2 separate regions of the Mus musculus genome follow, and region 1 is linked to region 2. The links are chromatin loops, found by intact Hi-C in ENCODE. Cell type or tissue: gastrocnemius. All regions are shown on one strand. Links, peaks and the distances in the headings refer to the core of each region. The heading gives the core; the rest is flanking DNA. Region 1 overlaps Tbcd (tubulin-specific chaperone d). Region 2 overlaps Tbcd (tubulin-specific chaperone d).

Region 1 (14,967 bases), core at 3,568-11,567, 68 kb after region 2:
TCCCAGGCAGTTGGTCCTCTGAACAGTAAATGGAATTACACTCTGAGAAAGTCCACCAAGACATACTTTTAGTGGATTCAGACCCATCACTTGATTTCCTTGCAGCTGGCTATGTCAACAAGTCCCCGAGAAGGGCTAGTTTCCCAAATTATCTTACTTCAGTTTGGGGACAGAAACCTGGGTGCTGTGGCTGGGCTGGGTATTGTGGTGTGGGAGGTCTGTGTTTGCCTGTTGGGGTTGCTCGTGGGTGGCACCAGTTTCCTGGCAAGGTGTAGGAGAGATGTGAAGTGGACATGGAGAGTGCTGACACTGCCACTTGCAGTTGTCTGTCTGGAAATTGATTTTGTCCTGTGGAGTGATAAGTTGACACTTAGAGAACACATCCAGGTTTCCCTGAGGCCAGAGGCTTGCTGGCTGGCCTTGCCCAGAGCATCTGGGCTCTGGTGCCTACTGAGCTCCAGGGAGTCCAGCTGGCAGTGACTCTACGCATATGGATGCTGCCCTCCCACAGGTGCCACAGCCAATCTTCTTGACATTGTTTGCTCCCTAGTGGGCAACCTGTTAATTAACAGAGTTGTGGATTCGAGCTATATACTAGTAAACTGGGAGTAGTTCCGGGTCAGCTGGGCCTGTTTCAATGAACAGAGGACCTTTTCAGCATTGCAGATTGGATATAGTTCAAATTGAGATAACTGTAGATATAATTTCTAATCCGTAGCCCTCAAGGTGGTTGTCTTTTGCTAGGTTGATATTTAACCATCAGCTCCATGTTTGGGGGGAACATCAAGTGTTTACAGGAGTAATGAATAGTCTGTCAGATAACTGGGTTCAGCTTCTGGCTTCCTGCTGGTCTGCTTCCTGCTCCTGAGAGTCTGCCTGTTTCCTGGGGTGCAGAGAAGCCTTGTAGGATAAGGGAGTCTCTGGGACATAGTCTGCGATGGGAATTCTGGCAGAGTAGGGGGACTGTAAGGCTAGGTGGGAACTGGGGAGGAGTTGTAGGGATCTCAAGAATGCTGTGAAGGAGCTGGCCTTTGTGATCACACACAGAGTGCCTCTGGAAAGCACGGGAAATGGGGCTGGGCCGAGCTGACAGAGTGGAGGAGCTGTTTCTGTGGATGGAGCTGACTCAGAGATTGGCTTTGAAGAGGCCAGGAATAGCTGGCCCTACACTATGCCCAAGACTCCAGTGTGGCCACTTATATGTGAAACTGCTGGGAATGTGGACTCTATCTTGGACATCTAGAAGCTACACTCACATTCCTAATGCTGTGATATTTGTCAGGGGATAGGCCTTATTTGGGGGTTCTCAGCAGGACCAGCTTAGGTGACTCCTCATCTTCATGAGGACTCACTACATCCCACATTGTTCCCTTAGGATGTCCAGGGCCTCGTGCTCTCTCTCTCGCCTGTGCACATTTTTACAGCCTCTGTGAAATACCACGGCTATGTGAAATAGATTCCATTGAACAATTACTATTTATATAGGAAAATTTAGAAGCAGAAAGGCAGAGATTTGGTTTTATAACATTAATAATGACCCTTCAGGGCTTTTGTTTGTTTTTGGTTTGGTTTGGTTTGGTTTGGTTTGGTTTGGTTTGGTTTGGTTTTTCTTTTTGCCAATATATTTCTAGGTGCTATTTTCTGGTGGATAATTGCACATGCAGGAGATGGGCACCTCACATGCACATAGCTAAGTGCTGCCTCTCTTCACACTGTTTGTAGACACAGGCTTGGTATTCATGCGTGGTGAGGATGTAGACAGAGCACAGGTTCTGAGGGTGGCGTGCATGCAGTCCTAGAAGCAGCATGGTTCTGAGGGTGGCGTGCATGCAGTCCTAGAAGCAGCGTGCTCCATTTATCTTGCCTTTGGAGACCCTGGACACTCACATGCCCTTTGTGTCTGCTGCCGGTATTTGACTAAATCCTTGATTTATCTATCAGCTGTGAATCCTCCCTTGGTAGCCTTCAGTGTTTGTGTCGAGCTTCTGCCAGTAAGGTTAATCATTGAACCCCAAATTGCTTTGAAACCCCCGTCTTTTCTTTTTCTTTCTTTCTTTCTTTTTTTTTTTTTTTTTTTTTTTTTTTTTGGTTTTTCAAGACAGGGTTTCTCTGTGTACCCTGGCTGTTCTGGAGCTCACTTTGTAGACCAGGCTGGCCTCGAACTCAGAAATCCTCCTGCCTCTGCCTCCCAAGTGCTGGGATTAAAGGAGTGCGCCACCACGCCCTGCCCCCTTCTTTTCAAGGAACACATAGCTACAGACACTGTCTGAGCTATGATGCCAGCAGGAGGCTCCTCTGTCTCTGTAGGTATGACACTGGACATTGACCCCAGGGCCACACACATGCAATGCACCTAGGTTCTGTACCAGTGAACCATATTCCTAGTCCTCAAATTATGTTTTAAACACATTTTAAAGATACCAGTGAGAGCTGCCCAGTGTTCCTTACTACAGCACGGTTGTCTAACTGGGATCAAGAAATTGAGACTTTCAGCATGCTCTTTTAGAAAAGTCTACTTAGTGTGACTTTAAAAGAATAGCCTATCTTTGCATTGTAAAAATCAAGTTTTTTTCTTAAGTTTTTCTCTGTTGCTATTTTCCATTACTACTTTTTAGAGGCTTTTAAAAATTAACAATTGAAGCTGGGCGGTGGTGGCGCAAGCCTTTGATCCCAGCACTTGGGAGGTAGAGGCAGGTGGATTTCTGAGTTCGAGGTCAGCCTGGTCTACAGAGTGAGTTCCAGGACAGCCAGGGCTATACAGAGAAACCCTGTCTCGAAAAACAAAAAAAAAAAAAAAACCAAAAAACAAAAAAAAATTAACAATTGATTTTCTTATAAAATTAAATTCTAGACTGTCGAGATGGCTCAGATAAGGCCACTTGCTACCAACTCTGACAACCTGAGTTGGCTGCTTGGATCTCATATGGTGGAAGGAGAGAATTAATTCCTGAAGGCTGTCCTCTGACCTCTATGCCTGTGCCACCTGTACATGCATCCACCACGCCCCCCCTCCCCCACATAGTAGATACATTAAATTCCTTTATGTGGTTCAGAAGTGTAATGGTTCGGCTTTAAGACGTGTATACATCTTAATAAGCAGCTCTTTACAAAGAAATGAATATACAGAACAGAATATACAGTAACATTTGTTTTTCCTTTTTCTGTGGTATATGTGTATGTGTGCACAGGTGTGCACATACACATGTGTATTTGTGGAGGCCAGGGTGCAATTTTGGGTGTCTTCTATCTCTTTCTACTTTATTTCTAATATAAGGTTATTCACTGAATCTAGAGTTGCACCTATTTGGTGAGATTAGTCGTCCAGCAAGCCACGGGGCTCCTCTTACATCTCTCTGTCCAGAGTTGGAGTGTGCAGCACTATCCTGGATTTTTCTGTGTGTGCTGCAGATGTAAACTTAGGTCCTCGAGCTTACGTGGCAGGCACTTTACCAATGGAGCCATTTCCTCAGCCCTGATTGCACCTTTTGTTGGCGCACAGCTATAGAGTATACAGTACTGGATGTCAAAAGGACATTTTCATAAAAGTGCATAATATACTTTTACTGAGTTCCTCGCCATATCCCCCTCCTTTTCCCTCCTTTTAGCTCCCTTCTGTTTTCCCAAATGGTTTGCTTCTGCTTTCATGTCATGTGTATACATGATTTTTGCATAAAATCTAGGATGTACAAATGAGAGAGAAATGTGATATTTATCTGAGCGAGCTAATTTGTTTGATGTGATAATCTCTAGTTACAGCCATTTTCCTGTAAATAGCATGATTTCATTTGTGTTTGTTTTGTATGTAGAGTGTATGTGTGTGTGAGAGAGAGTGTGCGTGTGTGTGCATACACATGTGGGAGTCAGAAGTCAATGTCAGATATCTTCTGTTGATGTCCATCTTATTTTTTGACAGATTCTTTCACTGATCCTGGAACTCATAGATTTATTTGGCTATGCTGGTTGTCCAATGAGCTCCAGAGATCCCCTTGTCTCCTTGTTTACCAAGAGCTGGGGTCACACACCCTGGCATGCTCGGCTTTTATATAGGTGCCAGAGAGCCCATGCAGCTCTTCATGTTTGCAGTACAGATACTTTATTGACAGAGCCCCCTGATTTGTTTTCACTTATGGTGGAAGAAAACCTAGTTGTTTAGATGTACTATATTTCCTTTATCCATTCTTCTCTTGATGGATACCTGGGTTGGTCCTATAATTTAGCCATTTGAACAGTGCTGCAGATAAACCCTGATGAGTGTGTTGGGCATGGAGGCACACAGCTTTACTCCCTGCACTTGGGAAGCTGAGGCAGGCAGAGGTCGAGGGTAGCCTAGCCTGATTTACATAGCTAATTTGAGGCCAACCAACTAGAGCTGCATGGTGAGACACTGCCTTAAACAAATAAAACAAAAAGCATTGGTGAGCAAGTCTGTCTGTGATGTGATGACTTAAGAACCCTTCAAGTAAATACTCAGGAGTGCTATGAATACAGGAATAACTTAATGTTCCAGTATTCTTGCATACATCGCCTCTTTGTATCAACTGCTGTGTGTGTGTGTGTGTGTGTGTGTGTGTGTGTGTGTATGCGTGTCTGTGTTTGTGTGTGTGTCTGTCTGTCTCTGTGCATGCATATATGTCAATTGCCTGGTTGTATATTTTTACTAGAACCAAAGAGGAATTCATATGACTTTATCTCTTGGTTACTATAGACACTTTCTATGGTCAAACAAGCAGACAGTCCTGTACATACAAGGCAACCTAGGACTGGCTTTCCAGACACATGGGTGTCTGTGGAGGTTCCCTCTCTGGTCTAGGTCTGGTGCCTTCTTCTCTCTCTGAGGTTGTTGAAGTCTGTGATAAGAAGATTTGGATGGTGTCCTATGGTTTCACATCCATTCGCCTCACTTGTGGGTGTCACCAGTGCTCCCCATAAACACACGGCCCTTCCTATCCTGCTGTGGGCTTCTAAGTTTTGTACTCTGTTGGTGTGGCCACAGATTTGGCAGCCTAGCTATGGTTATTGTTCTGAAGAACTGTCATTTCTTTATGTGATTCTTGGGAAACCCAAATTTCCTTTGTACCTTTGAGCTGATGGGCTTGCTTCCCTTTCAGGGTTTTTTGTTTGTTTTGTTTTGTTTTTCCTGAGCAGGTTTTGACTCCTGTCTGTGATTCTGCCTCATGGTTTGCCATCAACTGCTCTTTGTTTTTGTTTCCTGCCAGTTGTCACGGTGATCCTGAAGGCCCTTACCTACGATGAGAAGCGGGGTGCCTGCAGCGTTGGGGCCAATGTCAGGGATGCTGCCTGTTATGTGTGCTGGGCTTTTGCACGTGCCTATGAACCTCAGGAGTTGACACCTTTTGTGACTGCCATTTCAAGGTAATGCCTCTTGGTTGCGTTCAAGAGTGATTGTGTCATGTGGCAGACGTGCCTCAGATAAACATACCATCTGCCTGTAACCTGTTGGCTTTAGGTAAGCCATTCTCTACAACTAGCTGCCAATATCAGCATCCTTGTGCCCTGCCCCTCCTCTCTAAGAGATGGGCAAGAGAGGAAAAGACTACCTTATCTTGTGGAACGGGACAGGATCTGCTATGTGGGGAGATAGGGTTCCAAACATGGCTGTCCAGGGAAGCAAATGGGTCCCAGGTTCCACTTCAGACCTTTCCAAATGTTCAGAAGAGATTACATGCATGGGAACAGAGTAAAGTCCAGTCACTTGAATACTCTGGAGCCATCCCATAGTGTGCTGAGGACAGAGCAGATTATTGGTGTTGCCCTAATGAGCATGAGAAGACTCAGTCGGAGAGCACCCGTTGCACCATCCACACCAGATGGACAGACACCCTGAACTGCGTGGTGCCCTCCTTTGGCTCCTCAGAAACAGAATGAAGCTTGAACTCGAAAGGTTACTGCTATCCCTCCCACCTCCCACCTCCCACCCCCCACCCCCCAAATTTATGTACCAATTGCTGTACAAAACTGAGGAGATGTCTGTGCTGAGGGCACACTTGTCCTGCATCCTTCCAAGGGAAAGGAAAAAGAAAAAAAAACTCCAGAAAGTCGGGCAGAAGAGCCTGGGCACCATGCCCAAGGCATGATGTTTCTGAGGTCAGACCTGGAGCCGCCGCCGTTGCCCCTACACCTAGGACCCTCAGGTACTGGAGTCTAGTGACCAGGCACCTGCCACTCCTCGTCTAAGAATACTTTCCCACCTCACAGAGCTCTCCAGTACTATTTATTCTTTAAGTTGCTGAATGAAGGTGAGGTGGATGTGGCCACACAACTTGGGAAATCAGAACAGACAAAACCAGCCTCAGGAAAAGCAGATATTCCAGTACTTCCCAGATACCTGAAAGTCTGAGCCAGCTGCTAAATTTCCAGGACCCCCTAGAACATCCTTATGGTGCTACTTGCCCCTCACCTCATTTCAAGACTCAGCTCCAGGACATTCCCCCTCCACCCCCCTCCTCCCTCCACCCCCGTTACCCCCCTCCCTGACATCTGACTGTGGGGTCTTTCAGAAGGGAGCTGTCCTGGACCTGTCTCATTCAATGGAGCATAAACATATACTGATGAGGCACAACTCATGGGGACCTGACATATGCACAGTTACCAGGAAGCTGTGCTGTTGGTTGTAGACTTGGTTCTGGGTGGGAAGGAGCAAGAGCCCAGCTGCCCAGGGCCTTCTGCTGATCCTCAGGCCTGGTCCATAGCTGTGACCTCCCTGCGTCCCATTCTGTTGCCATGCAGGTGCATCCTCTGTTTGCTGTTTATGTGGCTGTGAGGGAGGTTCTTGCAACTGTTTCTTGTCCTCATCTTCAACTTGCATAAGTAGTGAACAGGTCTTTCTCTTGCTCACACCTGCCCCAGAGCAGCAAAGCTCCTTTACACGACAGGGTCTGGTTCAGTTCACAGGCTCTGTCAGGTGGGTAGCTGCAGTCAGGCTTCCAGTTTCCTCCCCTGAAGATGAAAAGTGTTGAGTAGGAGTTAGGCATAGAGCCAGATGTGACCCTGACGTGACCCTGACTTGGTACCAGTGACCTGCCAGGAGATGGTGAAGGATGGTAGGACCTTGGCTCTGATGTGCATTTGCTTCCTGTTTCAAAATAAAAACAGTCCTGACAGACTGTGTTCGGTCTCACAGTTTTGTTCAGAGAGCAGCTACCCCCACCCCCAGGATGCCATGGCTCGTCCTTCTCCCTCTTCTGATCCAGAATGGAGGAAGGTGGATGGCCTGAGGGAGGGAATCATAGAGTAAAGGGAACAGGAGTTGACCTGCTGGCCCGGGAGCATGTGGCCATGTTAGAGGGGGCATTAGGTTAGCTCTCTCATGCTTCATTTTTGTTGGGTGTGGGGTCTCAAGGCCATTCTGCCACTTCGGAAGGCAGGAGGTACAGAGGAGAGGTCCCTGTAGGGCACCTGGTCCTGAGGGAAAAGTCGGGGCTACACAGTTCCCACCAGAGTGTCTGTCTTCACTCTGTGCTGTAGAACTCACATCACAGCAATGATGGATCCCTGGGTGGATTCAGTAAAGGAAATGGACAGTCTGTGAAAAGCTTGGCTCTGAAGTTGGCTGCTGTGTCTTGGTGCTATGGCTGTAGGTGGGTCTTTGGGCTCTGCTCTGTCTTCTCCAGCTCCAGCTTTCCCTACGCTTAGAACAGTATGGTGAGGAGCTTCCATGGCTGCTGAAGGAACATGGTACCTTCTTCTTCAGAGTCACCATTTACCACTCAGAGAAGAAAAGGCAACTGCACAGCAGAGCCAAGTCCCATCAGTGGTGACTTCTCAGGCTCCTGGCAGTCATCACTGCTCTGTCAGGGTCATGGTCATACCTGGCTCCATGCCGACCTCCTACTCAGCACTCTGTTCTCTTTCCATAGTGGGGGAGGGGGTGGGGAGCACAAAAAGGCTCTCTGCTCTGGCCCTGCACAAGCTCTTAGCCACGAGGTTACTGTCTGAGGACTGTAGAAGGCGGCCCTGACTGAGCCTGGCACTGTCTTCCCAGAACTTAAGTGAACTTGCTTGCTCTGAGTTAGGTGTGCTGTGGGGAGATACGAGGCCCTCTTCATGTTGGGTGTGGTGTGGAGAGTGCGGCTTCTGTTGAGACTTAGTGGGTGAACACAGAAGTGCCCTTCACTTCACATACAGCTCAGTCTCTGGAATGACCCTGAATTTCCTGGCCAAGGAGAAGTTGTTGTACAGCCATCTCTACTTCTAGTCTGTAGAAACTCTTGTGGGTCCACGTGTTTCTTTGGGCTTGGGGAGTCTAGACTTGCTGGCTTATGGGACAAGCCTGAGGGGTTGCTGGGGAACTCATGTCTGCATGTTGTGCGTGGAAACTGTAGCTGTCTGGTTGCAGGGCTGCCAGCCTCTGCTTCACAGCCATCTGATTCTAAGCTGGCAGCCAGCAGATGGGCAGCAGTGCCCTTTGGAGCTGAGCCGCTGCAGATTTCTAGCCGGTTAGACAGGTTCTGATGAACCTGTGCCTGGCCCTTCCTGGCCCATCTGACTCCAGGCATCAGCGGGGGAGGGCATGTGGTGAGTCAGGTGCGCCAGTGAGCTTGGGGCATGTACTACCTCCTGCCTGAAGCTCTGTGCGTCTGAGTATCGGTCGGGTGTGCCCTGCAGACCTGCTTGTGAGGTTCGTCATGAGTGACCATGCTCTTTAATTATCAGGTTTTAAGCCCATTATTTCTAGCCGATGATAAAATCTTGGTATCTTTACTTTCATAAACTCCTCAGCGTATCCTGTACCAGTACAGTTGAGATCCAAATATAGTTTCCAGAGTAAAATAGAGCCAGGGAGGCGCTGTGGGGCGTCCTGCTGCACCTCAGTGCCTGATGCAGGGAAAGCCACTAACCTTTTCTAATTTTGGGTTGAAGAAACTGGATTAACTATTCTTACCCTCACAGTGTTAACTCTGCTTTAGGAATTTTAAAAGATTTTCAAGGCATATTTCTATCTTTTTGAAATTGTTTTGATTGCCTTTTGAAACCATCTTTCTTTGTCTTTGAGCAGACGGGTGGAGCCAGAATTTATGCCACTGTTTTGCGGCACTATCTGGCCTCCTGAAAAGCCTGGTGCAAGGCAGGAGTAGTAAGATGTGGTGTGGAAAGGTGCCGGCCTGGTTGTGTGTTCTGTAGGTGATTCCTTCTAACCAGAAGTCAAAATCTGATCTACAGGAAGGAAAAGAAAGCAAACTGTCTGCTGCTGCCAGAGCACCCTGCCTGTCACCTTCTAGCGATTTCCTCACCTGAAACTCTTTTGTAAGCTGAGCTCCTGTTGACGTTCACTCCGCCCAGGCACAGACCCGCCTGTGCCAGGGGCAGCTCCTGACTCTCACCTCCACTGTGCAAACCGGCAGGGCAGCGTGGGCTGCCTGTGAACGGCCTGGGATTGGCTCTGTAGGATCTCTTCCTTCAGGGCAAGATTGTCCTGAAAAAAAAAAAAATAAGGAAATAGCAAGCATTGCTCAAAGCTATGTCTTATTCTTCTCAGCCTCTCTGAATGGCCCAACTTCCAGAGAGAAGAAAACTGTGTTGAGGAGAAGGCCAGCAATTGGAGACAGTCTTGGTCTGCCAGGCCCAACTTTGTACTGGCTTGGCTGTGACCCCAAAGCACATGGTTCTGCTTATGACTTAGAGAAATTCAGTAAAATGCAGGGTTTATATTTTAATGTGACTTGCAACTGAAAAAACCATGGAGTTTCACAATGAGTTATTAGTCTTCTCTTTAAAAAAATTACTTCAGAATGCAAATGTTGTCATTTCCCATGTAGAGGCAAGTGTGCTTGCTTTGAAACGCTACTCAGTATCACACAAATGAAAAAAAAAAAAGAGTTTGGGGTGAATGCTGTTCTCACTGTGTATGCTGAGCCAAGGTCTAAGACTGTGGGAAAGGAGAGGGGCAGGCTAAGGCTTGCCTCTCACTTTCCCTAGGTTTGTACCAGAAAGAGAATCCCTTCTGTGTGGTTAAATCCTGGTGAGCTGTCACAGCTTCCCTAGAGAAATTAAGCAGCTGGACACACCCACAAACACCTCTCCTCAGATGGTGGCTTTCACTGTGGTGCCAGGTGTTGCTCTTTAGGTTTTCTCTGAAGTGAGAGAGAAGAGTAGTGACTTCTGCATCGGGTCTTCCTGCTGGGGATGAGCGAGGCCCAGGTGAAGGGTAGTAAGCATGAACAGTGGCTTAGGAGAGCAGTGGCTTAGGAATAGACTTCCCTTTTCTGTTTGACTAATATCATTAAACCCCTTTGCATTCAAAACTTATTTTTATTTCTAAATAAGCCAGTCTTGTTCTGAAAGTAGGAAATTAGTTTTAAGGAATTTAGTCCAGAGCTAGAGAGAGGGCTCAGTGGCTAAGTGCACTGGCTGTTCTTCCTGGGTTTGTTCAGTGCAGCCCTCAAAGGGCAGCTCACAACTGTCCAGTCCCAGAGACTCTAAAGCCCCCTCCAGGCACGTTCAGACTTAGCACACATGTGTTACACACAAACACACACACATACAAATAAGTAAAAAGTTAAAAAAAGAATTTAGCCCAAATTGAAAGTCTTTAAAAACCTGTTATGGTTGGGTGGTGGTGGAACACACCTGTAATCCCAGCACTCTGGAAGCAGAGGCAGACAGATCTCTGTAAATTCAAGGTCAGCTTGGTCTACAGCTTGGTGAGGGTGCTACACAGAGAATACACAGAGAAACCCTGTTTCAACAGTCAAACATTGTTGTATCATAAGTACATGCAGATTTGTTTTAATTAACTTAAAAGCTTACTGTTACTTAAAAAGCAGTGTTTTCCAAGTACTGTTACAGTTACCACAGTGTAATTTCTGAAGTTTGATGAAACATGTAAATCCTGATTTGTTCCTGTAATCTTAGCACTTGAGGGGCTAAGGGAAGAGAATTACTGAGTTCAAGGCAGCCTGAGCCACAGAATGAGTTCCTATCCTGATACCCTGTGTAGCCCTGGCTGTCTTGGAACTCACTCTGTAGACCAGGCTGGCCTCGAACTCAGAAATCCGCCTGCCTCTGCCTTCTAAGTGCTGGGATTAAAGGCGTGCGCCACCACGCTCGGCTCTGATACCCTTTCTTAAAAAAAGAAAGAAAATAATTAATGAAGCAGTGACTTTTAAGGCATTTGCTTAAGGAAAAGCTAACTTGATGGAGTGTATGAGGCTGCTGCTTCTGTGGTGACACCTGTTACATACAGACTTTCTCTGTGCTGACAGCCAGTATTGGACTCTGACATCCTGTCCCACTCCTGACTTACCGCTCACTTTGCTTACTCATACCTTGGAGAGGTCTGCATGGAGCATCTTGTGTATGTTCCATGTCAGAGACCAAGAGCCGTCACTGGCAATCTCACTGCTCAGAGAAGAATGGCTGCAGTGTTCCTAGGATCTGAGGATCATGGTAGCTGGGGCTTTTGGGAGCACACAGACCAGTGACAGTGGTTGTGGGAAGGGTGGCCCCATAAGCAAGGTAGGTGGCTAAGGCCTGCTGCATCTGCCTTCCGACTGGGCATGGTCCGCATCTCGGGGCTTCTTGTGTCAGTGCTGAGCATAGGAGAGATACCTACAGATTCATGTGCGTGGTACTACTCAGCCACTCACATACCTGAGAAGGATGAGTAGGGTTAGAAGTGTCCCCCCCCCCCCCAGGAGCTACCCTAATCCCACCACCTTATCAGGTCTTATCCGCAGCTGTAGAACTGCCTAGTAATAAGTGGAAAGTGCTTTAGGAAAAATGGGCAGAGCCCCACCCCTCAGAGGGAGGAAGTGAATGAGTCTCATGCTGACATCAGCTTCTTGAACAGCTATGGCTTTATCTCCACAGGCTACATTGCAGTTGGGATTCTCCTCATCCCGTGCCCAGTGCCTGGATGGGTAGAATGTGTAGAGGGCTGTGAACAGGCAGCTTTATTTTCTCAACGGCCTGACTCCTCTAGAATGAACACTTGGTTGAAATTGGACTTTGGTCCGTTTGCCCGGGCAGAGTAATATTCTTTCTGTACCTATCTTCTAGATGTTCCCTGAACCTTGAGGGTGTGTGTGTATGTGTGTGTGTGGCTTGTGGGTTGCTAGGAGCCCTCAGTCAGCTTTATGATCTGAAGACTGTTCACAAAAGCTGCTGTAGTGTGCTCAAGGTAGAAACAATTTTAAAATGTTCATGGTGAGGTAGGATGAACCCTCTCTTGTTTCAGGTTTCTCTGCTTCTCATTGTGGCAAAGTATAAATCCCACAAGCCAGGAAAGTTGTGCCTCCTTCCCTCTCCCATTTTCCTATTGGAATTAAAGACAGTTCTTTGTCACCTCTCTTGTTGCACAAGTTCTCTCCTGGAGCACATTACCTGCTTAGCAGCGTTCTGATGTTTTTAACATTAAAATTAAAGTAAGTGTGTGTGTGCGTGTGTGCTCAAGTGTGAGCGCTTGTGTTTGAAGACCTGTGTGTGGAGGTCCCAGGACAACTTGCAAAGGGTTGGTTATCTCTCTTACCATGTGCTGCGACCCAGGGATCAGACTCAGGTCATTGGGCTTGGTGGTATGCTGAGTCATCTTGCTGGCCTCAGTTCTTGTTCTTGAGGGTTTCTGTTTTTGTTTTTGTTTGTTTGTTTTTACTTTCTGGACCCCAAAGACCTTCTGACCTTCCAATCATTTCTGTCCTCTGGTGATCCCTGGTTGGGATTTGGAGTCTGGGAGGGTAGCCAGTGGTCTCACAGCTCTATCTCCTGTGCTTGATGCGCAGTGCCCACTGCATGCCTGGTAAAGTTGAAATGAGATTGAAAACTAGACATGGCTGGCCCGCGGTCCTTGCACCTTGCTGTTTGCTGAGAATGTCCCTGGAATGTGGGAACCAAGAAGAGGGATCCCTGACGAGGAAATGCTTCCCTGAGAAGGGTTCCCCTTGGAGGGTGGGACCCATAGCAGTAACTGGCGGTGGATGCAGGAGAGGTGAGAGGCCTGACATGGAGAGGAGCAAGGAGTTTCTAGTTTCGACAGTAATGAAGTTTGGTATATGTACTGGCTAGTTTTGTGTCAACTTGACACAGCTGAAGTTATCACAGAGAAAGGAGCTTCAGTTGAGGAAATGCCTCCATGAGATCCAACTGTAAAGCATTTTCTCAATTAGTGATCAAGGGGGAAAGGCCCCTCGTGGGTGGGACCATCTCTGGGCTCATAGTCTTGGTTCTATAAGAGAGCAGGCTGAGCAAGCCAGGAGAAGCAAGCCATCCCTCCATGGCCTCTGCATCAGCTCCTGCTTCCTGACCTGCTTGAGTTCCAGTCCTGACTTCCTTGGTGATGAACAGCAGTATGGAAGTGTAAGCTGAATAAACCCTTTCCTCCCCAACTTGCTTCTTGGTCATGATGTTTATGTAGGAGTAGAAACCCTGACTAAGACAGTATATAAGAAAAAGACATAATTAAAGCCTGTCGAGTGTCTTGGGAGATAGGAAAAGTCGAGATAGTGTGGCGTTATTGCTTCTGGCTGTAGGAAGGATTGAGACCTAGCAGCTGCCTTCCATGTGCTGTTTCCATGGTGACTGCTCTAACTGGCTGCCTGCCTGTTAGCAGGTTTCTCATTACTTTATCAAATACTTGCAGGACACCACTTTATAAAGAAAATGCTTATTTTGACCTGTGGTCTGGGTCCTCCTGGGTCAAGAGGCTGCATCTAGTAGTGACCTTCTTGCCAGGAGAGTTGTGAGCACTAGTTTCACTTTGAAAGGGGCAGAGAGCAGAGTTTATGGCGTGTCTTCTTTTGTGAAACCCAGAGGATCCAGCCTTGGTCTCTATCCCGCTGACCTCATCTAGTCCTCATTATGTCCCATATCTCTCAACCCAGATGTGGACAGGGCATTGCCCCATCATGTCTCACACTGGGTCAGACCTGTGGGAAATGTTGGAAACCATATGTTTGGGTGTTTCCAAGGGTCAGGCTGCCTGCAGGGTATATGGAGCTCCTGCTGCTCAGCGTAGAGCTAGCTGTGATCTAGGCGTGTTGGTGTCAGCCACCCAGTTGTGACCATCTGCACACGGCCAGTTCTCATCCTCTGGAACCGTTTATCATGATCCCTGCAGGCCAAAGGCATTGTTCTCCAAGCCACTAGAGGCTCAGCGTATACCATCCAAGGACGTTTGATAGGGCTGGGGCTATCTATAATGTTTGATATCTTCAAGGTTAGTTGTGAATCGGTTGTAGCCTGTAGAACCTTGAGCTTCCCTAGAGTCTGTCAGGCTCATCCGGGTGACCAGCAAGTGAGGAAATGAGTGAACGATGTAACGATGGCACACGGTGTATGCCTGTGCTTTGTTACGTGTGCAGAAAACAACTTTGGGTATCGTCGTCAGGAATCCACCTCTGTTGAGACAGGGTCTCCTGTTGGCCTGGCATTCAGCCATTAGGCTAGACTTGTTGGGCAGCAGTCCCAGGGAACCTCCTGTCTACCTCCCAGCACCGGGCTTACAAGCATGCGCCACCTCACCAACGTTTTTATGAGGGAATCCCATGCTTGCAAGACAAGCAGTTTACTGACTGAGCTATTTTCCCAGCCCTCGCGCACTTCATTTTAATTAATAGTTTTCCTTGTTTTTACAGTGCCCTGGTCATTGCTGCTGTATTTGACCGAAATGTGAACTGCAGAAGAGCAGCCTCTGTAAGTTTCATTTTCCCCAGTGCATTCCTTTCCTGGAGGTGGGGCTGTCGTCGTTGCCAGTGGCCTGTATGTGGGCCTCTGTCTCTTTGGAAAACCCATACCCCATGGCAGCAGAGGAGAGCAGATGAAAGAACTGAGTAAAACAGTCACCATGGTAACACTTGTAGGGCCTTAACTGTGGGGTTCTTGAGGAGGTCAGGGTTGAATAAGCATAGGGGAACAGGTTTCTGTTCAATAGCCAGACCAGTTCAGGGTAGCTCAAGCTCTGCAGAGGAGAAGAAATTTATTCTGTGTTTCTAACCTTCATGACACGGCAGGACT
Region 2 (14,967 bases), core at 3,859-11,858:
TCCTGGCTCCTCCAGCCCTCCGTCTTATACTCTTGCTACCTCCTCTTCCTGTTGCGGGAAATATTAAAAGGAATGGCAAGTTCCTGCACTACGGTGGTGCAGGACTCAGGTATTCTCATCTCAACAGACTCTCTGGCCTGGGACTCCTGACTTGATAATTTCCTTGGCAGGTCTTTGCCATGCCAGCCCCATGTAATGACTGCCCACCTCGCAGTTAGATATCACAATACCCAGTAACCCCTTAAAATCGTAACTCTTGAAGCTTATAATTAACCAATCAGATTTATATAACAATAAATTCTCAGTTCGCAAGATTCCCACATAATAATTTCAGAGCCAATTGATAATGGTACAAGCTGCCCACCTAGATTAGACAAGTTACCCCAATTATTCTGCACCTATATGATATTATATCTACCTGTGGCTATTTAAAACTATGCTAAGTCTGAATCATCCTGGTCTCCCTCCATATTGCTTCCTTTCTGCTCCAGTCTCCTCTCTGTCTCTGCAGCTCTTAGCTCTACCCTCTTTCCCCGTCCAATCATAAACCTCCTGCTGCACTAGTATTTAAATTAATTGGACAGGGAAAATCCTGCCACATCTTCCTCAGGGTTCTGTGAGGGGAGAGATTTAATGAACATATCCCATTTGGAGCTGTGTGTTCCAAATTTCTGCATAATATCTGGCTATGTGTCTCTGTTCTCACTCTGCTATAAGAGGAAGCTTCTCTGATGATGGCCGAGTAAGGCACTGACTAATGAGTATAGCAGAATATCATTGGGTCATTTTATTGATTTTTTTCTCTCTCTCTCTTTTTTTTTAAGACCAGTAGTATTTGGTTTTACTATAGGTCCCTGAGCTATTTAGTCGCTGGCTCTTGGTCACCAAAGCAATGTCAGGTATGGGTTCTATCTCGTGGAACCTTAAATGGGACTTGGTCATGTCCACAAGCTTTGTGTCACCATTGCTTTGTCCGTTGGTCACACCCACAAGCTTTGTGTCCCATTGCTCCAGCATACCTTGCAGATGGGACAGATTGTGTTGGGGTTGGTGTTTATGTTTTTCCTTTGGTAGCCTACAAAGTACTTTTGCATACCATAGACACAGAATGACGGGGTGAAGGTTAATGTAGGCATCAGAGCAACCTCTCCATGTTCAGTGATTGTGTGTGTGTTGTCTTCAGCAGTGGGGCCTGGCCGTCAGTTTGTGGAGAGCAACCTATTGCCTTGGCAACATTCTGGGTTCGGTGATTTCTGTGGGAGCCCTTTGGCCAACAGAACAATTGGTTACAGCAGTAACCCAGTCTTGGTGCCGGAAGCTTTGTTTGATGACGAGAGATGGCCAGTTGGGACTCTGTTTCCCTCATTAATTGGAGACTTCGTTTGGAGTGCTTTCATGTATTGTAGGAGATTGCCATTGCACTAGGTTTCCACACTCCCTCTCAGCTGCCTCTTGATTCTGCCTCTTCCTCCCTCAACCCTGTCTCTCCTCCCACCTGATCATCCCATTCCCATCCTCTCTCTCCCTGCCCCCAGTCTACCTGTATAATCTATTTCCTCTTCCTAGAGACGTCCATGTATCCCTTCCTAGTCCCTTCTGTACACATCTTCCCAGAATCTACAGATTGTAGTTTAGTTATCACTTATTGAATAGCTAATATCCACTTATAAGTGAATACATACCATGTTTATTTTTCTGGGTCTGGGGTACCTCATTTAGAATGTTTTTTTTTTTTTGTTCACGGTCTATCCATTTGCCTGCAAATTTCATGATATTTTATTTCTAACAGCTGAGTAATATTTCATTGTATAAGTGTACCACATTTGCTTTATCTATTCTTCTGTTTTCTTACTGCTCCGGCTAAGAGTTCAGCTACTTTATTGAACAGGTTTGGAGTGGACAGCCTTGTCTTGTTCCTGATTTTAGCGGGATTGCTTTGAGTTACTCTTCGCTTAGGTTGATGTTGGGCTTGCTGTGAACTGCCTTTATTATGTTTAGGTATGTCCCTTGTTTCGAGAATCTCTCTGGGTCTTTTATCATAAAGGGGTATGGGTTTTGTCAAAGGCCTTTTCTGCATATAATGAGAGATGATCATGTGGTTTTCCCCTCCTTTCGGTGTGTTTATATGGTAGGTGATACTTACTGATGTTCATATATTGAGCTCTCCCTGCGTCTCTGAGACACAGCCTATTTGATCACGGTGGATGATATTTTTAATGTGCTCTAGGATTTGGTTTGAAGTTTTTATTGAATGTAGTTTCTATTTTTTTTTAAAGATTTATTTATTTATTTATTTATTTATTTAAAGTACACTGTAGCTGTCCTCAGACACTCCAGAAGAGGGAGTCAGATCTCGTTATGGATGGTTGTGAGCCACCACGTGGTTGCTGGGATTTGAACTCCTGACCTTCGGAAGAGCAGTCGGGTGCTCTTACCCACTGAGCCATCTCACCAGCCCCTGTAGTTTCTATTTTGTGGAATAATTTGAGGCATATTGGTATTAACTCTTCTTTACAAGTCTTGTCTAATTCTGTGCTAAAACCATCTAGCCCTGGGCTTTTTCTGGTTAGGAGACTTTTTTCCCCCCACTTCTGTTTTCATGACAGGATTTCTCTGTGTAGCCCTGGCTGTCCTGGAACTCACTCTGTAGACCAGGCTGGCCTTAAACTCAAGAGATCCACCTGCTTCTGTCTCCCAAGTGCTGGCTTTAAAGGTGTGCGCCACCACTGCTCAGCTTGGTTGGGAGATTTTTAATGACTGCTTCTACTTCACTAGGGATTATAAGTCTGTTTAAGTTGTTCATCTGATCTTGATTTAACTTTGCTAAGTGGTATGCATGGAGGAATGAGTCCAGGGATGGCAGCCCTCTGCTCCTGGGAGCTGACAGCAGGGAACTGGACAGAGGGAAGTTCTTTATATAGGATTTCTTAGGGGGGGGGGCGGAGCTTTTTCAGGGCAGGGATTTCCAGAGTGATGATTGGTGGAATTTTAAGTCCTGAGCTTGGGGACCTCAGGGATTGGTGGGTTTCCTGCTCAGGAATTGGTGACTTTTTTCACCCCCTTTTCCTGTGTTGGGCCTTTGGGTTAGGGTGGGAAGTCCTTCTCGCTTGTAGCCAGCTTTTGCTGAGGCACCATTTCTGTAGGGCTGCTGGGGGGAGACTAGAGAGAAGGTGCTGCCACTGTTGACAGCTCCTATGGGACAGCTCCTGTGGGGACGCTCCTGTGGGGGCAGCGCCTGTGGGGACGCTCCTGTGGGACAGCTCCTGTGGGGACGCTCCTGTGGGACAGCTCCTCTGGAGCAGCTCCTGTGGTGTTTCACCAAGGCTGTAGGATGAGGCAGGAAAAGAAGGCGTTGCCACCATGGACAGCTCTTGAAGGGCAGCTCATGCTGAGGTGGGAAAGGTGGTGTGCCATCGTGTACAGCTCCTGTGATGGCTGCAGGCTGAGGAGATGTGGTGGTGTAGCCATTTTGACAGAGCTGTCATGTCAGCTCCTGCTGAGGCATCTTACAGTGACAGGAAGAAGGACGGGCTTCTGCTACCTGTCCCACATGGAACATCAAGATATGTTCTTAGTGACAGAAGGTGAGATGCTCAACAGCACAGTATCATTCAGAATGCAGCACACAAGGCCCCGAAGTCCATGGGCTTCTTTCTTCCCTAGCAATGCATCTATGCATCTATCGTCTGGTTCTTTGTGGTTTCTCTATGTAGCCCTGGCTGGCCTGTGACCAGGATGACCTCAGACAGTTCTTCTCCTAGTTTCCCCAATTCTAGCATCTGTAAACTGTAACACCTGACCTAGACTGTCTGCTTAGCTCAGGTTCTCCTGACTCAGCTGTCACCAACTGTCTTCTCACTCTGCTAGCCCCCTTCTCTCAGCCTCAGCTGGCTTTTTCCTGTTCTCAGAAATCCAAGAGCTCACCAACACTGAAGGTCATAGGGTCAAGCAGTTCTAACAGCTAAGAATTCTTAAAGGGCCAGTTGACTAGCAGTTGGTGATCCTTTAAAGGGCCAGGTTCACAAGATCTCTGTCTGTCTGTCTGTCTGAACTCCCACCTCCTATTTCCTGCCTCAGCTCCATTAGCCATAGGCTTCTTTATTGGCAAATGAATGCTTTTACAACACAAGAAATTTTCTCTACAGCCACCCTCGCTATGATGATAATGGACTAAACCTCTGAAACTGCAAGCTAGCCCTAATTAAATGTTTTCCTTTATAAGAATTGCTGTGGTTATGGTATCTTGTCACAGCAATAAAACCCTACCTGAGACAATCTGATAGGTGTGGCCACTGGGGGTGGGGTTCCAGGTAAAATGTGTTTGTGGGTATTGGGAACTGGCACTTAGGCTAGGGGTCTGAAGGGGTCCCCAAGAGGGAGGATCTGCTTATCTTGTCTCCTTGGAATGGGGTAGGTAATGAAGAAAGGTCACCCGAGGAGGTCTACAACAGAGCTGGGGATGAGAGGGAGGTTGAATCAGGAGGAACAGGTGGAGAGGGACGATCTACAGACAGCCTACCTGGTTCCCTGGTTGGAGTGCTCTGTGGGTTATAGCAGGGGTGCCTGTTGGTGTTGGGGGCTTGGATAAAGCAATGATTTGGGGAACACGGGGTAAGATCCATGGGGTTCACAGGAGATGGGGGGAGGGGGCAGGGAAGGCTGCAGCAGGTGTTCTGTTGCAGAGCTGGGGGTGAGCCTGGGGGATTGGGTCTGGAGGAATAGAGGGAGAAGTTAAAACCTATAGTACAGTTTTTAACTTTAATGTCAAACATCTTTTTTTTTTAAACTGGTTATTTTTACTGTTGAAGCTAATTTTAACTTAAGAGATTTAACAAGTAGTCATTTATGTTCTTTTATTTTTGTCATTGTTGTAACACAGAATTAATTTCACCTCAAATTTCTTTTGGTATAGGGCAGAGGTTCTCAAGCTGTGGGTTGTGACCCCTGTGGGGATTGTACAACTCCTTCATAGGGGTTGAATAGCAAATATCCCAAATGTCAGATATTAACATTGTAATTTATAACAGTAGCAAAATTACAGTTATGAAATAACAAAGAAAATAATTTTATGGTTGGGTCACCACAACATGAGGACTGTATTCAAGGTTCAAGGCTTCAGGAAGGTAGAGAACCACTGGTATAGAGTTTGCATCAGGAAGGGTTTCTCCTCCAATAGCTAGCTACCAGTTCTAGAATAATTTTGTAGATATTTCATATTTCCGCTGATCTTTATTAGTTTGTATTAGTTTGAAGTATACATGATTTTTGCCTAGTGGGGATTGTATTTCCCGTTTGCTGCTTCACTCTGAGGCCGTGTCCCAGGCAGTGCAACCACCAGGGTTCCTAGTGTAGCTGGCTGGGGATCCCTTAGCTCTTCTTAGGTAGAATTCACAGGTAGGCAATGAAAAACCTCACGACTGGTCTTGGTATCTTTTGACTACCTTAGCATGTGGTAGCATCAAACTGCAGGATTAAACAGGCAGAAGCAGCAAGAGGTGGTGTCCTCTTGTGCAAGCTTCTGATAACAGTGCCATTAGTTCTACAGGTGTTACAGTTCCTGAGAAAGCCAGAGGTAGGAGACCCTTAGTTTTATGAGTATCGGCGCATCCTCATTCCTTGGCAGCAGCTGGTGTGCAGGTGTGGGTATTGGGATTCCTAAGAGCTTAGTAATGTTCAGTGCTAAAGCTTTCTGGCCTGGGTAGCTTGAGACTCTAGGACTGAAGCTGTGATGGTTCTCAGGAACACTAGAACCTGTAGTTTTTCATTTCTGTCTCTAAATAGCCTCTGTCTGGGAGTCTCAGTTTCCCGCTCTTGTCTTCTCTCTTCTTTTGCTGCCATTCTTGCACCAGCCGTGTGCATGGCCTGTTCCGCTGCCTGTTATTGTGTGATGGCACAGTTAGTTCAAAGGCACCGTCCTTTGTAGATCTAGTGCCTGTTGCTGGAACGTAAGTCGCCAGTCTTACGGCTCTACCTCTTTCATAGTTGACAGTAAATCTGGATGCCCTGCTGCTTTTTACAGCTTGGCCTACCGATGGCTCCGTGTTGCTTTTTCTTTAGCTGTCAAATTGGTAGGTCATAGTAAAGCAAGTGTGCTTACGTTTTTCTAGTGTTGCTATGGGAATAAATCTGTGCATATGAGGCCTGGCAGCATGAAGGTAGATGCAGATACTAGACTGTGTAGGTGCTGCCTAGGGAAAGGATTTGGTCAGCTCCCACTGGAGTGAACAGGTGACACTGAGGTCAGGCAAGAATTGGACCATGTTGTATGGAAATAGGGCTGGAGAGATGGCTCAGCGGGTAAGAGCACTGACTGCTCTTCCAAAGGTCCTGAGTTCAATTCCCAGCAACCACATTATGGCTCACAGCCATTTGTAATGGGATCTGATACCCTCTTCTGGTGTGTCTGAAGACAGCTACAGTATACTCATACAGTAAATAAATAAATGAATGAATGAATGAATGAATGAATGAATAAATAAATAAATAAATAAAAAGGAAATAGGGGATTTAAACCCTTGAGCATGTCTTATGAGGTGTGACCCACAGGAGTTGAGTCTTTAACTCATAGGATGGCGAAGGGCGCCAGCTGTCCACATGTGCTTGGCTGTACATATTCTGGGAGGGGCTGGAGCATCGTATGCTAGTACCAACCAGTATGTGCTGAGAGGGTTTGTTTGTGCAGAGAGTGGATGTAGCTCTAACTGCCTTCTGGACGACTAGGTTTAGGTTCCAGTGTAGATGGTCAGGGCACTAGAGGGCGAGTGGATGTCAGAATCCCAGTGCTGACTCTCCTGTGCCTGGTGCTTCGTATGACTCCCTAATGGGTATTGCATGTGGAATACCCTAAAGTGAACCCCTCTGTTCCCAGGACTCATAGCCTCCCTTCTGGGCATACAGTTCTACTACTCAGAAGGAACTACCTTCTGGCTACCTGCTGGCACAGCCTTGTCCATGCTCCTACATGAGACTAGCCAGGACAGTCATAAACCTGCTACTTGCCTGCTTGGGTCCTTTGGTTCCTGGTCCCTGTACTTATCCCTGCACATTTCCTGTCAGCTCCCCCCTCCCCCTCCCCGACACAGATCTTTCCCACTGGCTGTGCTGTGTCTCTTCTTGTTCAGCTTCTCCTGGGCAAGGCCCCTTGAGATTGTCCTTGAGCTGCCTTTGGGGACGCAGCACCTTCCCTTCCTCCCTTCCTTCTCCTTTCCCCCTCTTTTCCTCCTTCTTCCCCTTACTCTTCTTCCCCTCTCCTTCCCTTCCTTTGTGTGTTTCCTCCCTTATAGGATCTGTCTAGAGTCACTGAGTCAGAGGTCTGGGTTCACATTGTCAGCCAGATGTTGGGTGGAAGGAAACAGGCTTGTGCAACATGAGGTTGTGGTAGAGGAAGGTCCTTGGGTCGGGGTTGGTTGTTGGATTAGGTTGTGGAGGATATATCTTGAGATTAAGGGAGATACTTGGAAGGAGTCAGAGCTGAGAAGCATGTAGATGTTCCCTGGCTGTGGTGGGTTAACGATGCCCATCTATTTGTAAAGCTGGTGGTTAGTTGGGGCCCAGGAGGGAAGGAGGTAGGGTGGTGAGGCCTCTGAGTAACTTTTTGAGAGATCCTGATGGGCAATCAGCTGCTGGGCCATGGTGGTCAGGGATTTGGTTTCTGAGAGAGAGAGAGAGAGAGAGAGAGAGAGAGAGAGAGAGAGAGAGAGAGAGAGAGAGAGAGAGAGAGAGAGAGAGAGATGCAGGCATCTGACCTAACCTGTTCAGGGATCTAAGATGACTGGGAGGAAATGTGTGTGGTGTGTGGTGTGTGGTGGGATGTGGGTGAGCTTTCAGCATTGGAGTCTTACTGAGCATCTCCTGTGTGTTTGCGTTCCCCTGTAGATTTATCACACGTCCCGATGTCAAGCAGAGAAAGATGGCCAGCTTTCTGGACTGGAGCCTTTGCACCTTGGCCCACTCTTCCTTCCAGACCATCGAGGGTGTCATTACCATGGATGGGATGCTGCAGGCCCTGGTGAGCCCTGCCCCGGGACAGCATGTGGAGCTCCAGCACTGTGCCCAAACTGTTGGTTCCATTCACTCTGTGTTTGAATTACGGGAACCTGGTAGGATTAATTTGCATTACAGGGTTGTGGTTTCATTTTCCACTGCTGTGTGCTTAGTGTGTAAGGCTGGACTGGAGTGGTGGCTTCCAGGAGAAAGCTGAAGAACTGTGCTTCACCACTAGAGGGCAGCGGCGCCTGCAGAACTGCAGCCTTTAGTTTTTTTGTCGTAAAGCAGTGAAACCAGCCCAAGTGAAAGAAGGCAGAGGGCTTGAAACCTGTTTGCTTACGTGGGTTACAAAATTTCTAGTTCCCGAGTTTAAATACAGACACTGGGGCCCGTCTGGAGATGCCCACTGTGCCCATCCTTCCTATTGCTGGTCTTCTCTGCTTGTCTGTTGTATGGCTTTTTAGTACTGACAAGGAGAACCACTCTGGTGTGAAATCTCAGAGGACATGGCCCTATTAACAAGGCTAGGAAGCTCCTGGACCAGTATTCCGGAGGTCACAGATGGACCCCCTAAGGCTTTGTTTGGTTTTGATGGTCAGCATTAAGAAGGTCATGGTGCCTCTCCAAGTCTGTCTCTAGGGTTAATGTTTACAAGGTTACAGAGACTCTCTGAGGCCATGGTATTAAGAGTCAGTATTTTGGACGAAGGCATGGATAGCTGTATAAGGCCCTGGTTTCTAGGGTTTGGCATTCTGGAGGGTGCAGATAGCCTTCTGAAACTGTGCGGCTCCAGGGTCAGAAACCTCTTCCTTGTTTTTCTTTGATTACACTGGATGCGATTTGACAGTAGTTCTTGTCCTTGTCTTGAAGGCAAAGGGAGCTGACATGTCACTTAGAAGTAGGATCCTTTGGAGAAGTCTGAAGGCAACCAGTCATACTGAGTTTGGCTTTTTGTACTACTCCTTAATACAGGTCCTGATGCAGGGTGGGAGGTATCAGGGCAGGTGCCAACAGCCCTGGGAAGGGGACATGCAACCTGGGACGGGAAGGCAAGTCGAGGCTCTCTGGACCTACTCCATGTGCCTCTGCAGCTGAATGTGTATCCTGGTTGTGGGGATGAGAAACGGCTGGTGTCTCTTTATTTTCAGTGATATTGCCATTGCCTTTCAGAGGCCTGCCATTCAAAACATGCAAGAGGGAGGCCTGGGAAAATAAAATGTTTCTTAAGACCTGAGCTTCTGCTCTGCTGCTCTCTCTGAAGACTTGGCGGCTCCAGATGGGCGTTAGTTCATTTTGTTAGGTCTACAGAGTTGTATAGCCACCGTTGTCTCTTCTCAGTATGCCATTCCGCATACACACTGCATCATACTCCACAGGCCAGTGGCACTGAGCTCACCTGTCTGGGAGGTGACTTTTATGTAGGATAGGCTCTTTTCCCTGAGCACAGCGTCTGTAGGGTCTGCCCACCCTGTGGCAGGCACGCGTCAGTTCTTCACTACTTTTTCGCAGGCCGAAACTGTTTCATTATGTGACTGTTTTTGACTGTTGTGATTAATGCTACTGGGGAACATAAAATAGGTTTTTAAAAATTTATAATTATTTTGGGTATGTATCAGTAGGTGTTTCTCTATTTGTGTATAGTAATAGATTGTTTTCCTCAGCACATAGAACAACCCCCCCCCTTTTCTTTTTGGTAGTGCTGGGGTGTCAAGCCAAGACCCTTAAACATGACAGGCAAGTACTGAACTATCTATCCTTACCCAGCCCCTGAGAGTTGTTTTTTTTCCCTTTGTTTAACTATAGTATTTTGTTTTTGAAGTTCTTTTTGTTTTTGTTTTGTTTTTTTAATTATAGTTGTGGGGCCCAAGAGATGGCTCACTTGCTGCTTTTCCAGAGGACCCTAGTTCAGTTCCCCGCACCCAAGTTAGGAGGTACATACAGAACACCCTGTAACTAGTTCTGGGCGATCTGGATGTCATCTTTCGGCTTCTGAGAGCACTTACACACACATGTGCGTATACACCCAGATGCACATACATATATCCATAAATAGAAATAAAAAAGTAAAATAGATAAATAAAATAAAAATTAGAAATAAAGAAAAATTATGGTTGCCCCCACTTATCAGTTGTGGTACGCACATGAGCACATACACAAACTAAGTTATTGATGAGATGTGAGGTTCTGCCTATGGTAGATATCTTTGGGGTTTGCAGATTCAGCTGTACAGCCCATACCTTGGGAGGCCTTTGTTCTAGCTGTGGGGAGAGGCAACTACAGAGGTTTTATTGTGATTTCCATTTTGATTGTAGCAGTAGAGGTTAGTGCAAGTTGTGGCTTACCCTGAAAGGTAGTGTGAGGAAGGAAGAGGAAAGAGTGGGGCAGAGGTCACAGTTGATTTATAAATCGTGGTAGGTGTTGTACATTTGTGTTTTAGGTAATTCTGATGAATAGGTAGATAGAAATAGTTTATTTGAAAGATTTGGGTGTAAGTAGGTTCTTAATATTTTTGGCATGAATCTTTAAAATTTTTTTTTTCTTTTTATATTTGCTTATTGCCTGTGTGGAGACCAAAATGCTCTTAATTGTTGAGCCATCTTTTGAGCCCAGCAGCAGCAACAACAATAAAGAGTTCGAAACAACTTATTGAACGTTTTCTGTGTCCCTCATTCGGTTCCAGGGATTGAACTCAGTCTAAACTTGACCAACTGATCTATCTCTGCCTCCCTGCCCGACCTGCTGTCTTCTCTCCACCCATCCATCCCACACCCACCCAGTTCCCACTCCATTTGTTTGTTTGTTTGTTTGAGACAGGGTTTCTCTATGTAGCTGTGACTGTCCTAGAACTCTTGTAGACCAGGCTGGGCTTGAACTCAGAGCTCTATCCACCTGTACCTCCAGAGGGCTTGAATTAAAGGTTTGTGTCACAATACCTGGCTTTCTACCTACTTACTGTGCAGCCTTGGTTTACCTGGGACTTGTAGCCCAGGATGGCCTTGAACTTGTGTTAATATTCCTGCTTCTTCCTCCTGAGTGCTGGATCTCAGGTGTGAGCCAACACCCCCGGCTTGGCCTGAGTCTTGTTGAAAGTTTTCACATCAAGAGAATACAGGAAGGTCTGACAAACCGTAGCTAGAGTCTGTTACTGCATGGTGGTGCTTGAGGGAAGGGTGTTAGACCTGTCTAGCGTGTATATGGGACACATGGGAGGACAGGCACAATTAATCTCAGGGGATTGATTTTAGATGGCTTTTGTTCGGCTGTTTGCATTCTTTCTTGGGTTAGGGACTGTGAGAGGGATCTTGCTTTATAGCTCAGGCTAGCTTCTGTTAGCAAGGGTTATGGGTGTGTCCCACTGGACCTAGCTCAGTCTGCAGTTTTGAGCTACCTGCCAGCCTGGCCCAGGAGTTTTTCTGCTCTACACTTCTTCCTGCCCATGGCAATAGAGATTGTGGCTGGCAGGGTAGACAGGCTTCCTGCTTAGGTGAAGCAGGCTCCTGTGGGAGGTGGTGATAACTTGTGGGCCTTAACTGAGGTCCTGGCCAACGTGCCTGGAGCATTCCGCAGTGACTGCTTTCTGTCTCGTTTTACATTCTTTGCCTTTTTGTTCTTTTTGATCACCTGAGTCTCTGTGTAGTTCCCAAGATTTCTGTTTCTTCTTACTTAGGAGGTGCATGGGGCATAGGTTGTGCTCAGACACTGTAGGGCAGTTGCTGTTCCATTCCTTGCCAGTTTTGCCAGTGGGTTGAGATTCCTTTTAGTGACTTAAACCAGCCAGACATGTGTGCCTTTTATTTGGACATCTTTAAATTCCAGTGTTGAGGAGAGAAATTCTCTTTTTGCTTCCTCCTGAGGTGTAAAAAGGGTTCCCAGAGGCTTAGAAAGTTGAGTCTCCTACACTCCTCCCTCCCCCCCCACCCCCCCCCAGCTGGGTGTGTTGGCAAGGGAGGGGAAGATGAGACCCAGCTCTCTGCCGTTGGGGCAGAGTACTTTGGTGGTTTGGCAACAGCACCTCTGCTCTATCTAGAGAGACTTGCCCCGAGGATGGTGAGCACTTGTCTGACGCAGACAACTGAAATCCTGGGAAGTGGCTGAATGAAACTGCTGTAGACCAACAGCTACGGTGGTCTCATCTCCTAGGGCTCGAGGTGCCTGGCTTGCCACCGCCCTTCCCCCACCCCTCAAGCCTCCGCTCTGGGGCAGCGTTGTCTCCTCAGTCTCCCTCTTGGCTTCTTTTTCTCTCTTAGAGGGTCACTTGGGTCTGATCTGGCTCCAGGGCAGGAGGAAGTTACGCTCAGTGGGTGGAGCAGTTTCACCATGGGCTTGTCAGACCTGAAGGCAGAGGGCTGGTGTCTTGTGCGTGATGAAACTTGCAGGTGTATTGTGCTTCAGGATTGCATGTTTCCTTTGATGCACTTGGCTTCATTTTTATCCACCTGTTCATTAGTGTGGGTTAGGCGAAACAGGTGAACTCTGAACAAGTCACATCGAAACTAGGATTGATTTTATTTCCCTCGAAGCATAGCCCTCTCGCGGCATTGATTCTTAACTCTTGTGGGAAGGAAACAAGTGTTTGGCAACTTCGTTTCTCTGGAAGGCCCCTTTGCTCATGAGTGTTAGTATTAATGCAAATGGAGGAAATTTGAGGGCAGAAAACATATTTTAAAATAAAACATTGTCTCTTAAATGTATTTTACCTTTTCTTATTGGTTGATGGTTGTGTGGTCATGGTTTTCCTTCAGATTAGAAGCTTCTGACCATGGCGGCTTCTCTGGGTTTCCTTCAGTGGTTATGATGGTGAGGGAACTTTTGGTTCCAAAGACAGGCTGCTGGTAGGGAAGGTACTGCCTGTGTTGATTGGTGGCAGGGGATATTCTTTTGTTTACTACCAGCTGACATAGCATCTCCTCTTCACAGTTAGGTGGGGTTTTTTGTTTGTTTGTTTGTTTGTTTGTTTTTAATTTTTCCTATTTTTAACATTTCAAAATTTGCCAGGCATGGTGGCGCACGCCTTTAATCCCAGCACTTGGGAAGCAGAGGCAGGCGGATCTCTGAGTTCGAGGCCAGCCTGGTCTACATGGAGAGTTCCAGGATAGCCTGGGCTACATAGAGAAACTGCCCCCAAACCATAAACAAACAAAATTCAAAATCCAGACTTTATTTTATCTATTGTTGACTAAAGGTAGAATTCTTACTGAACTTATAGTTTGGGGGTATAGCTCAGTACCAGAGACCACTTCTGTAGCATTCTTGTAGCCCTGGGTTACCTAGCACGGAGAGAAACAAAAAGCCACAAAGTTGCAGCAAAACCCAGAAACCTCACAGGCAACAGTATTAACACTGAAGAGAGAGAGCTAAGGTACCAGGATCCACAGGCCCATCCCAGGGGCTGCATGGCAATCTGACCCACGAGGCATGTGTTGGAGCGTCTCTCTTCCTTGCGTGTGGTTTAAAGGATAGGGGTCGGGTGCCTGGGTACAAGTGACTGTTGACTAGATTACCTGTATGGGTAAGCACGAGGAACCAGTATCCTAGACTTGGCTCTGTCTGGGCCTTCAGCTGCCTGACCAGACTGTCCTGGCCTTGGCCTCTGAATAGGCTTTAGCTATACTTGGATTTCATCTCTCCTGGTGGCCCGAGGCATAGGTGTGGTACCTTGCTCTATCTGGAAGAGAAGTGACAAACCTCTCTTGCCTCAGAGTGTGTGGAGACTAGCTAATCAGCCCTGGTCATGCTCTTCAGCTTAGCCTGTCATGGTCTTGTGGACTTTGGCCTCTTTGTTTGTGGGCTTCTGTGGAGCCTGGTTTCTAGAGAAGCCCTGGCTCAGCATCCTAGGGCAGAATGTCTGGGGGCTTGTGCCTTAGTGCTCAGGGCAACTTTGCTTTTCACTTTACTTGTTTATATATATTTTCGGGTATAGTGTGATGTGTGTACCAGAGCATTCATGTGGGGACAGCTTGCAGAAGTAACTCTCACCTTTCACCGTATGATTGAATGCAGGCTTGGCAGCAGCAAGCGCCTCTCCCCAGAGCCATCTTTCTATCCCGAAGAGGAAGGTTTTGGGTGGAGAAAGCGCGTGACGGATAGGATGGAGATGAGGCACTGTCTATAGAGAGTGCTGTCTCCATAGACTCAGGGTTCCTGTGCCAGGCATTGAGTAGGCTCTGAGTAGGCTCTGGCTGTTTGTAGTTTCACGCAGCTCAGCACTTTACCTAGGTGAGCCCTGTAGGAACGCGTATGTACATGTGCATGGCCTCATCCTCCCCGTCCCTGCCCACCTGCGCGTGTGAGCTGCGTTAGTAATGGAGACCCAGGAGGCCAGTGGGGAGCCCCCTCCACCTTTAGCCTGGCTCGTGGCTTTTGCTGCGGGCCATTTGAACACCTCACGCTCCACCTCCTCCTCCTCTCACCTGGCCCACGGGCAGGTGCTGATACCTGGCTGCCCTGATACTTTCCTTGGCCTTCCTTCTCACATGCTTCCCTCAGGCCTTGGCTGTTGACATCTCATCTCTGATTTGCCCTTGATCTTTGTTTCCTGCTCTCTGTCCTTGTTCTAGAGCCCTCATTCTGTGGGCCGTGGGTACACTTGTGACACCTGAAGTCACAACCTTAACCTCATTCCTGTTGTCCTACAGCTTGTCCTCCTTAGCCTTGTGACTGTAGAAGCCTGACAGAGATAGAGGCAGAGAGAGACACAGAGACGTGTGTGTGTGTATGCGTGTGTGTGTGTGTGTGTGTGTGTGAGAGAGAGAGAGAGAGAGAGAGAGAGGGAAATAGACATAGACAGAGAGGCAGAGAGATGGAGACAGAGACTGCATATGTGAGAGACACAGAGACAATGTGTGTGTATGTGTGTAAGAGAGAGACAGAGACAGACAGAGACAGAGAGACTGCATATGTGAGAGAAACACAGAGACAGTGTGTGTGTGTGGGTGTGTGTGTGTGTGTGTGAGAGAGAGACAGACAGACACAGAGACAGAC

The links. A loop is a pair of places that touch in the nucleus more often than their neighbours do. Peaks named below come from ENCODE experiments on the same cell type or tissue, not always from the same donor. Only the 100,000 strongest peaks of a DNase experiment are listed, where the experiment ranks them.
Region 1: it touches region 2 in a loop (2.0-fold over the local background); 5 of 42 quality-filtered maps call a loop at or near these places.

The regions. Positions count from the first base shown.
Region 1 is chr11:121,535,636-121,550,602 of GRCm38, forward strand. It overlaps Tbcd (tubulin-specific chaperone d), which reads left to right. Exons shown (of 39, transcript NM_029878.4): 14 at 5,217-5,373; 15 at 14,589-14,646. Among named protein-coding and RNA genes, the nearest start is that of Zfp750, 24 kb to the left of the region's middle. In gastrocnemius, for the core only: no CTCF peak of the experiment used is centred there; DNase peaks (open chromatin) are centred at 7,836 and 8,464; H3K4me3 peaks cover 350 bases; H3K27ac peaks cover 1,973 bases.
Region 2 is chr11:121,467,664-121,482,630 of GRCm38, forward strand. Tbcd (tubulin-specific chaperone d) reads left to right here. Exons shown (of 39, transcript NM_029878.4): 7 at 7,876-8,008. Among named protein-coding and RNA genes, the nearest start is that of Tbcd, 23 kb to the left of the region's middle. In gastrocnemius, for the core only: a CTCF peak has its summit at 8,212 (motif pointing right); a DNase peak (open chromatin) is centred at 8,217.